Regions from separate parts of the Mus musculus genome. Here region 2 is linked to region 1. A link is a loop called in an ENCODE intact Hi-C map of the cell type or tissue named here. Cell type or tissue: left cerebral cortex. All regions are shown on one strand.

Region 1 (5,000 bases):
TATATGGAGAGAAATTTAAGGTTATTTTGTACAACATAAAGTATATATGCTTTTAAAAGTTATTGTAAAAAATACACAACTCATTTTAAAAATGCAATGTAAAGTACTAGTGTTAGAAAACTACTATTGCCAACTGTTTAGGAGAACTAGAAGTACAAGCTAGTTGTGAGTCACCTACAAATAGTCTTACTTGTAATCTTGTTAGGTACTAGTTTAATCACAGAAATAAGTTTTATTTAACCTTTTGTGTATGTTTTCAAAGTTAAGCAGAAAATAAATAGAAGTAAGCAATGTTTGTCCATTTAGATATACTGAGGTAGGATGGTGGTCTTCAAACACTTCAGAGAGCTATACAATATGGCATTTAAGATGTTTTAATTAAAAAAAAAAAAAAAGCTTTTCTGACTGAGAGACACATAAGCTGCTGGCTCCACCCCCAATCTACTTCAAAGCAGATGCTGGGTAATAAATACTCTCCACCTGTAGTTTGCTTCAGATGGACTAAAGATGGCCACTGGGCAAAAAGTTCTGCCCTTACCTCCACTGCTGACAGCATGCTGTCCAGACTGTGGACAAGCAGGACACTGGAAAGTCGACTGCCCAACTTGCAGAGACACAGTAGGCCAGTCCTTCAAAATTCCTGCTTCACAGAGAAGTCTGTCAGATACTCTGGGCCTATAGGCCAAAAATGGGTGCCCTACCAACACAGAGGAACCTTAGGTGACTGTCCAGGCAGCCAGCAGTCTCTGTCATTTCTATAGTTGTGGAAGCCACTTGCTCTGCAGTTCCTGTTTTCTCTGGTAATATTTATTCTTCTCAGGTCTCTGATGCATTGAAGACTAGAAAGCTAGAGTCTTACACTTTTCCTTATTAAAGATTAAAGATATAAAAGCTTCAGTTAGTTGGGCTCTAAGAAAATGTTTGAAGCTCTAAAAAGTTGTTTTAAGGTGGTAAATGCAAGTTATGATAAGGTGATTTCTGTACAAAACTTTGGATTCATCAGGATAGAATAAAGAGTGGAGTGCTTTCTCCAAGGTCGCCAAATACCTATGGACTGGAGATTGCAAATATAATTCTTACTTGATCTTATAATTGTTCTTATTGTATATAGTTGATTAATGTTAGAGGAAAAAGCCATTTTTTGGACTAAAAGGGTGAAAGGTATTGAGAATTTTGGTTTCTTTTAAAAGCCAGTTATGGCATGTGAATAGGTTTTGTTTTAATCCCAGGTAGAGGCTAAGAGGCTGCTTCACAGCAGGTGATTATGATTTGCCTCATGCACTAGCAGGGGCATGGGGTTTTTTGTTTTGTTTTGTTTTGTTTTGTTTTGTTTTGTTTTGTTTTGTTTTGTTTTTTGCCAGCTGCAGATAGTTTGTTTGTAACTCTGGGGATTCTGTGGAGGGGATAAATGCCAGAGCCCCAATAGGGGTGACAGGAAGGGGAAGATGAAGGTGGCTGCTGCTCCCCATGATGCTCCTGGTTGCTGTTGTTATAGTTTGTCAAGTGGTCATGAGCAAAGAGATGAGAAGTTGGAGATAATCTGAGACTGAAGATTGGACTTGCCCCAAGGAACCCAATGACTAATCAACAAGAAATACTCTTATGGAGTTCCATGCCCCCTTCCCCCTCTAACCTTCTTTCTCTCCTATAGTGTTGAAGGGTTGGAAGATCAGGGTGCAATAGAGTTGGGAAAGAGGTACAGATAGAAGAACCCAAATAAAATAAGCCAAGGAAAAAAAGTGCACCAAAGGGCAGCCATTGTTGGACTAGGAGGGCCACAGCTTATGTCATTTTTTTCCTTTTTTTTTTTATTGGATATTGTATGTATTTCAAATGCTACCCCTTTCCTGGTTTCCCCTCTGCAAACCCCCTATCTTCTCCCCCTGCTTCTATGAGGGGGCTCCCCCTCCCACCCACCCACTCCTTCCTCACCACCCTGGCATTCCCCTATACTGGGGAATCAAACCTTCACAGGACCAAGGGCCTCTCCCATTGATGCCAGACAAGGCCATCCTCTGCTACATATGTGGCTGGAGCCATGGGTCCCTCCATGTGTACTCTTTGGTTGGTTGGTGATTTAGACCCTGGGAGCTCTGAAGAGTCTGTTTAGTTCATATTGTTGTTCCTCCTATGGGGCTGCAAACCCTCTCAGCTCCTTCAGTCCTTTCTTTAACTACTCCATTGTGGTCCCCGTGCTCAGTCCACTGGTTGGCTGCAAGCATCTGCCTCTGTATTTGCCAGGTTCTGGCAGAGCCTCTCAGGAGACAGCTATAATAGGCTCCTGTTAGCAAGCATTTCTTGGCATCCACAATAGTGTCTGGGTTTGGTGACTGTATATGGGATGGATCCCCAGGTGGGGCAGTCTGTGGATGGCCTTTCCTTCAGTCTCTGCTCCACTTTGTCCCTATATTTCCTTTAGACAAGAGCAATTCTGGGTTAAAAATTTGGAGATGAGTGGGAGGCCCCATCCCCCAACTGGGGGCCTTGCCTAACCTCTGGATATGGTCTCTACAGGTTCTCCCTCCCCTTTGTTGGACATTTTAGTTAATCTCAGCGCTGTTAGGTCCTGGGAGTCTCTTACTTTCCGGGCTTCTGGGACTTTCTGTTGGCTACCCCCCAGTTCCCCATCCTCCATTGCTACACACCTCTGTTCAATTTCCTGGCCCTCTATATATCATCCCTGTTGTCTCCTCCTGTACCTGATCCTGATCCCCTTCTTCCCCCCTCCCCCTCTCTCTTCCTCCCAAGTTCCTCCCACCCTTTACCTCCCATGAGTATTTTGTTCCTCCTTCTAAGAAGGACTGAAGTAACCACAAGTCATTTTAATCATTGTGTGTGTGTTCCCAGGGGAGGGGGAAGACAGAGACAGAGAAAAAAAAATCATTCTGTAAGTTCTGTTACTCGAGAGAACCCATCATCTGTATCCCATCAGGCTGTTGTTCCCTTTCTAATGTACAGAGTAGACCAAATTCCCATCACTTGCTCATTTATGTCCTCATACACAGTCATTGTTGGAAACACTTAAACTAGGATATAAATGTGGAGAGAAAGAATACAGATACAGAGAAAGAATACATCACAAGTAACAATGAAGTTCTGCTAGGTCCCGGAAACCCAGGCTGTTTCTCATTTGCCGCTGTGACACAGGGCATCACCATTCACGTTTTTTTTGAGATGCAGAGCATCCTTGAAGCTGAGCAACTGTTTAAAGCCCAGCTTGCTGCTATTTTAAATTGATATAAACATGAAAAGCGTCTGAGTGACCATCTGTGGCAGAATACAAAAATAATTGTGAGCTCATGTACTGAAAAATTATATAAAGTAGACAAAAGGCAAGCTACAATGATTAAAAATATACCAACCCAACACTGACTAAAATAAACCAGACTCAAAACCATCCATAGTGCAAAGATCCCATCATAATCCATATAGCACAAGGCTTAGAGCCCATCATATAGCACAAGGCTGAGAGCGACAGCCAGGAAAAAAAGAAAAAAAAATGGTATGAAAGTTAATGTCAGAAGGGAGGTGACTTTCTCCACATCTCTATATTTGACAACCAAGTCAGAAATTCTTCAACTAACATTTTAAGCAGCTGTATGTGTTCAAATGGCATTGGCGATTTGAAGGTCATATTCTCTGCCACACATTACCCATTAAGCCTAACATTAGAAAGAAATATGATGAGAAACGTTTTGGGTAGGCAGTCAAGTGGAATATCCTTCCTTGTCTTATGAGAGAGTTTAACAAGTCTCTACGGCTAAAATAGAAAAGGCTATCAGAACCTTGTTAGGAACAAGAGACTGGGATCAGAATGCCACCCTCGGAGGCTGAGGGCTTCCTTGTCCCCCACAGCCTCACAATCCCTCCGGGTACTGAGTTAGATAGGCTGCAATTGTATCTACCATGCTCTCTTTAACAAAATGTCTTAGGTTCCAAATGCTTGTGGATTTCTCAGAGTTCTGTGTTCTGTTACTTAGCTCTACTGTGATAAGACTTGAATGTTTTTTTGAATCTATTGAGACTTACTTCATGGCCCAACATACAATCTGTCTTGATGAATGTGTCATGTTTACCTAAATGCCTTTTAAAACTGTTGTTCTGCTGGGCGTGGTGGCGCATGCCTTTAATTCCAGCACTTGGGAGGCAGAGACAGGCAGATTTCTGAGTTCAAGGCCAGCCTGGTCTACAAAGTGAGTTCCAGGACAGCCAGGGCTATACAGAGAAACCCTGTCTCAAAAAACCAAAAAAAAAAAAAAAATAATAATAAATAAATAAATAAAACCTGTTGTTCTATAGACGTCCTTAGACTGAGTTGACAGGACAACGTGTATCTTCTGTGTAATTTGGTGAACCTTAGTTCTACCAACTATGGAGGGAGGAGGTAGTTATTCCTTTGTGTTCCCATTGCAGGTTGCGGTGCTGTGCTTTGTGTATCTTGAAGTTCTTATACCGGGGACACGGACATTTAGCACTAGAACAACCTTTTATTGCCACCTTTTTTCCTGAAAAAAAGAGAGACAGACAGAGACAGAGACACAGAGGGAAACAAACAAAGAAAGAAGCAAAGAAGGAAGCAAAGAAGAAAGGAAGAGCCCTATCTCTGTGGCAGTAATTTCCCCTGAAATGCACTTGCAGGTGGTAACAAGGCTCTGCAGCTTCCGTTGCCGTACAACTTTGGTCTTGTTTCATCCATTTACTTTTAATCAATTTGCGACACCATTTACAGTGCATTTAGGAGACATGAAAATGAGGTTTTGGTTTTTTCGGCAATACTCTCTTATCTGAGAGGTTCGAAACAGTTATATTTAAAATAGTTAACAACATATGGGGATTTTCATTGACCATTGTTTTACATTTATTTATTTTTATTTATTAATTTTATGTACATGGGTACACTGTGACTCTACTGATGGTTGTGAGCCATCATGTGGTTGTTGAGAATGAAGTTTGCTTGCTCTCGTTACCTCCTGACAAGCCAAAAGATTTATTTATTATTA
Region 2 (5,000 bases), 180 kb before region 1:
CTTCTTTGGCTGCTGCCAGGGAGTGCCTGCTGGAGTTGGAGGAGGAACATAGCAACCAGTGGGGGAAAGGAGGGTAGGAGGGGAAGCTCTGTGGGGGCCACTGGAGATGGGGGAGGGGATGCACAGGTGTTATGTTGCAGTGCTGAAGATGAGACTCTGGGATTGTATTTGGAGAGGCAGAAGGAGAGGTGAGGGCTTGCTGTCAGCCTACCTGATTCCCTGGCTGGAGTTGTAAATAGCTTTTTCAAACTGAAATGACCCCAAGCTCCTTCTATTAGACACCACTGTCTGATTTTTATATCAGAGCTTTTTTATTAAAGCCTCTCTTTAATGGATGTGTCTCCACTCTTGGTTATCTAGCACCTGTCTGCATTTCTTCTAATGGAAACCAGGTTTCTTTCTAAAACATTCACTCTTCTCACTTTGGGAAGCTTGGGTTATAGAGCAAGTGAGGAAGGTAAGGCAGGCCTATGTGGGATCCTCCATTATTCTGAGAGAGTAACACAGGTGGAAGGGGTCTGAGGTGGTGGCTAGATGGTACCAGGCCGCAAATGTTCACGGACGCTCGTTTAATACTGCTGCTACCTATGTGAAGTTCCCCGTGCCAGCTTCATACTGAGCCTGTGGGCCTGCAGCCTCCATTTTTTATATTCTCCTAAGCTACTTACTTGCTGCTTGTAAACAAGTGATTTTACTCACTATGCTTTTCTTCTGAAAGTAGCTTTGCTGTGATGTAGCGCAATAAGGTTGAAGTTCTTTCTCTGTCCTATTAACTTCACGATAATCCAGACCCCACTGCTTCAGTTGCCCATCATTTCTACTTCCTTTCTACTGTGTCTGACTCTGGCATGACATGCAATAGCTCACATCCTACTGGCTAAGGAACAAACTCTTTTTCCTATTACCCACTGCTTCCCACCCCCCTTAGCTCGTGCACACTCTTTAGCTCTTTCTCACAGCACGGACCTCTTTTTCTCAACGGGAATCGTGCCAGTATCCTACCCACTCACCCCACCTCTTGACCCACCACACACAGCAGCCTCAGTGATTTAAATAGAAACCACCTTACTTGACAACGTAATGCTTGAAAATCGAAAATAGTCTGTATTTGCCAGACTGTAACAATGACTTCAGGACATGTGGAAAGGGCAGGAATTTCATGACTATTCATTTGTACAAAAGATTAAAAACATTCCTTTAATAATTGAAAAATTGGTGTAATACATCATCATAGGTGGATGAAAGCAAGATGGTGATAATGGCTCAGCAATGAATTTTCTCTTTTGTTAGCAGAAACCACATGGACAGGCATTTGCAGCTTATTAAGGAAAGAGGGCTGTACATCTCTAGCATTTGAAACAAGAGTCTGACAGATTATAACACAACTAGGCATGCAATTAATTTACTATATCACCCAAGCAAGCTGTATTCAAGCCTTTGTCCCCTATAGCCTGTGCATTTCTAGTTTTACCTAATATGGTCCTTAGGCTGCTATTAATGAGTAACTTTGCCAGTTGTGAACCCCATTTTATCCCATTCCACCAGAAGCAGAATAAAGAACAAATCAAATACAGTCCAAGTTAGAACTGTTATACAAGCATGGCAGAAATCCACAGGAGACCCAAACTGAGCACCTCCTGAGACCATCCAGATGCTGAGTTTCCATCTCTGTAGGATCCCGGGGAAGCACCTTTGCAGGCGGTGTAGGAAGAGGTCAGACCTGCATGGAGGCACCTTACTCTAGACTTGCTTCAGTAGCAGAGGTTCTGCTGTACCTAGCTAGCGTCATGTGCTGGACTCCATCACACAAGCTAAATGTGATTGCATTTGCTGGACCCCACTGTGCAAGCTAACTTACTGGAACTTTAAAGATGCCACAACATCCTAAGGCAGTATACGAAGAGCTCTATTTTTAGGAGAAGACTAAATATACCAAAAGCAATAAAATAAGAGGATTGTGGTAATTTTGGCTGTTGGAATAACTTATGTTCTTTCTGGGCTTATTTTTTCTATATACTAATTGGAAATAGGATATATACATATATATGTATGAGTTAGAAATAGAAATCCAGTACAAAAAATGAACATTCAATCCTATTTAGTCAAATAATAAAGAAAATCTATTATACCAACATCAGCAAATTTCAGAGGCAGAATGTTAGAGTGTGGTAACATTCAGCTGAAGGCAACAGGGCTGCCTGCCTTCTGGAAGCCCTAGGCAAGAAGTTAACTCTGGGCCTGTTTCAGCTTACATTTCTTGGTTTGCCACCCACACCATCCTGCCTTTCTTCTGAGACAATTTTTATATCTCCTTGTCTGCTTGTGACCCTCCTGTCTTCCTTTCAAGGTAGTATTTGTTAGTTACACGAGACATTTGAGACTATCTAGGGCAACCTCCTTGGTAGATCTTTATTTATTTTTTATTTTATTTATCTATTTATTTTATTTTATTTAATTATTTATTTATTTTTGTTTGTTTGTTTGTTTTGAGACAGGGTTTCTCTGTGTCATCCTGGCTGTCCTGGAACTCACTCTGTAGACCAGGCTGGCCTCAAACTCAGAAATTCGCCTGCCTCTGCCTCCCTAGTGCTGCGATTAAAGGCGTGCGCCACCATGCTCGGCTCCTTGGTAGATCTTTAACTCAAACAACATTGGCAAAGTTTCTTTTACAGTGGAAAGCAGTGTAATCATAGATTGTAGCAACTGAGAAATGGAAGTCTTTAAAGAACCACTATCAACACAATCATTTAACATTTTTAGCTACACTGAAAAGTGACCAGCGTTATCCAAAGCAAGGTTTAAATTTAGGGCAACATCAGGCAAAATACCAGGCATATTTGTTTAAAGTTAAAAGTGTTAGTGTTAATGAGCACAGAAAACTAAAGTTCCCCTTACGTAACTAAATCAACTCTGGGAAAGATGCCCAGAGGAGGGGAAAACTTATTCTGTGCAATATTTAGAACAGCTGATGATTTTTGCAGTCAACACTGTTATGGGATTAGCCAATGAGACAGCGTTTCAAATCAGAGCGCTGGAAGACTGGAGGAGGATAAAGGAGCACCATAGATCTGTGACGAAATAGAGGGCAGGCCGTTTCACAGGGCTATAGGAAAGACACATGCACATTTAAGACTATATACGAAACACACTACTACAGCAGCCTATGAGAGGAGACAGGTAGGAGAGAGAGAGAGACAGAGAAAGACAGAAAGACAGAGACAGAGGCAGACAGGAGACAGAGACAAAAAGAGACAGAGACAGAGAGGTAAACAGAGGCTGAGAAAGACAGAAATGGAGACAGACAGACAGAGAGAAGCAGAGAGAGACAGACAGAGAGAGAGAGAACAAAATGAGAATCTTTACCCAAATGGTAATGACAACCCACTGTAAATTTAGCACTGAGAATCTGAGAGCAGAGAAAGAACGAGAAAGAGAGGAGAAGGGAAATGAAGCATTTTGAAAGAGGAAAAAGGTTAACTGGAACTTTTAAAAGTCACACCCCAGACTTCAGACTAGCCGGTGTCTGAAGGCGTGAAGTCACTCTTCGCTTTGGTAGCAGGTAGTTAAGCTCTCTTCTAGCATCAGGAAAGCACTGAGGAGTTTGATACCTTGCCCCAGTCCAGGGCCAAGGCACTGGTCCCCATGCTTAGCTTTATGTCGGAACAACCCCTGGAACCTGAGAAGAGAGGCTTGCTATGATTCTAAGTCTCACAGCAATGGAACTCGAATGTGAGTTTACATTTACTCATTACGCCTTGGCCACAGGGAGGGCTGGGTTTACTCTCCCTCCCAATAGTAAAGAATGGGGCACAAAATCCTAAAAATACAGATTAAAGAAAAAGATTAAGCATATCATTAAAAAGTCAGGTTTAGATTTTTATATTTATATTTTTGAGATTATAATTTAATTATATGTCTCTCTTCCTTTTTCGCCCTCTAATCCCTCCCATATACTGCTTCTAACTCTCCATCAAATTTATGACCTCTTTTTTCACTGATTGTTATTGCATGTATATACATATATGTTGCTAAATATAATGTGCACTCTGTATGTTAACTGTATGTATGTTTTCAGGGCTGATTGCTTTGCACTGGGTAACCAGTTAGTGTGTGCTTCCCCGGAGAAGACCACCTCTCCTGCTCCCAGTTTCCTTCAATTGCCTGTAGTTTGTTGTGTAGGGATGAGACCTTGTATGGAGAGCACAGTCACAATGCCAGCTTTCTTCCTGCTGAGCTTCATTGCTGCAGCTTTGGATTCTACAAGACTTGTCTCGAGTCTCACTCTGAAGCCTAGGCTGACCTATGGTCATGCCTCCACCTCTGCCTACTGAGTGTGAGAAACACGGGCATCAGCCATCACACCTGGTTTTATTTGAGGTAAATCAAGTCTTTGTTCTTGGGAAGCAGACAAGCACAGATACAATGTGTATCAAGAATAGATGTGGAGGTTTGAACGGCAGTGGGCGCATAGGGCTTCAAAACTGTGTTGAGCAATTCAGGCTTAGATCAACAGTTAATTAATGGGACCTCATGAAACCAAAAGGCTTCTAAAGGGCAAAGAGCACTTTCAAAGGGACAAAATGGCAGTTTGCAGAATGGGGAAGCTCTTTGCTAACCCTACATTTGACAGAGGGCTGATACCCAAAATATACCAAGAACTCAAGAAAATAGACATCAACAAATGAAATAATCCAATTAAAAATTGGGGTACATTGTTAAACAGAGAATTCTCAGCAAAGGAATGGCTGAGATGCACTTAAAGAAATGTTCAATATCCTTAGTCATCGGGGTAATTCAAATCAAAGACTCTGAGATTTCATCTTACAGCCACCAGACTGGCTAAGATCAAAAACTCAAGTGACAGCTCATGCCGGCAAGAATGTGGAGCAAGGGGACATTCCTCCAGTACTGGTGGGCAAATAAACTCATGCAACCACTTTGAAAATCAATTTGGCAGTTTCTCAGAAACTGGGAATAGTTCTACCTCAAAACCAAGCTGG

The links. A loop is a pair of places that touch in the nucleus more often than their neighbours do. Peaks named below come from ENCODE experiments on the same cell type or tissue, not always from the same donor. Only the 100,000 strongest peaks of a DNase experiment are listed, where the experiment ranks them.
Region 2: it touches region 1 in a loop (12-fold over the local background); 2 of 42 quality-filtered maps call a loop at or near these places.

What each region holds. Positions count from the first base shown.
Region 1 is chr3:36,378,597-36,383,596 of GRCm38, forward strand. The region is part of intron 1 of Gm42209 (a long non-coding RNA gene); the gene reads right to left. Among named protein-coding and RNA genes, the nearest start is that of Gm42209, 25 kb to the right of the region's middle. In left cerebral cortex, no CTCF peak of the experiment used is centred here; DNase peaks (open chromatin) are centred at 2,212 and 3,247; H3K27ac peaks cover 1,463 bases.
Region 2 is chr3:36,200,155-36,205,154 of GRCm38, forward strand. All of the region lies in intron 1 of Qrfpr (pyroglutamylated RFamide peptide receptor), which reads right to left. Among named protein-coding and RNA genes, the nearest start is that of Qrfpr, 20 kb to the right of the region's middle. In left cerebral cortex, no CTCF peak of the experiment used is centred here; DNase peaks (open chromatin) are centred at 2,253 and 2,951; H3K27ac peaks cover 602 bases.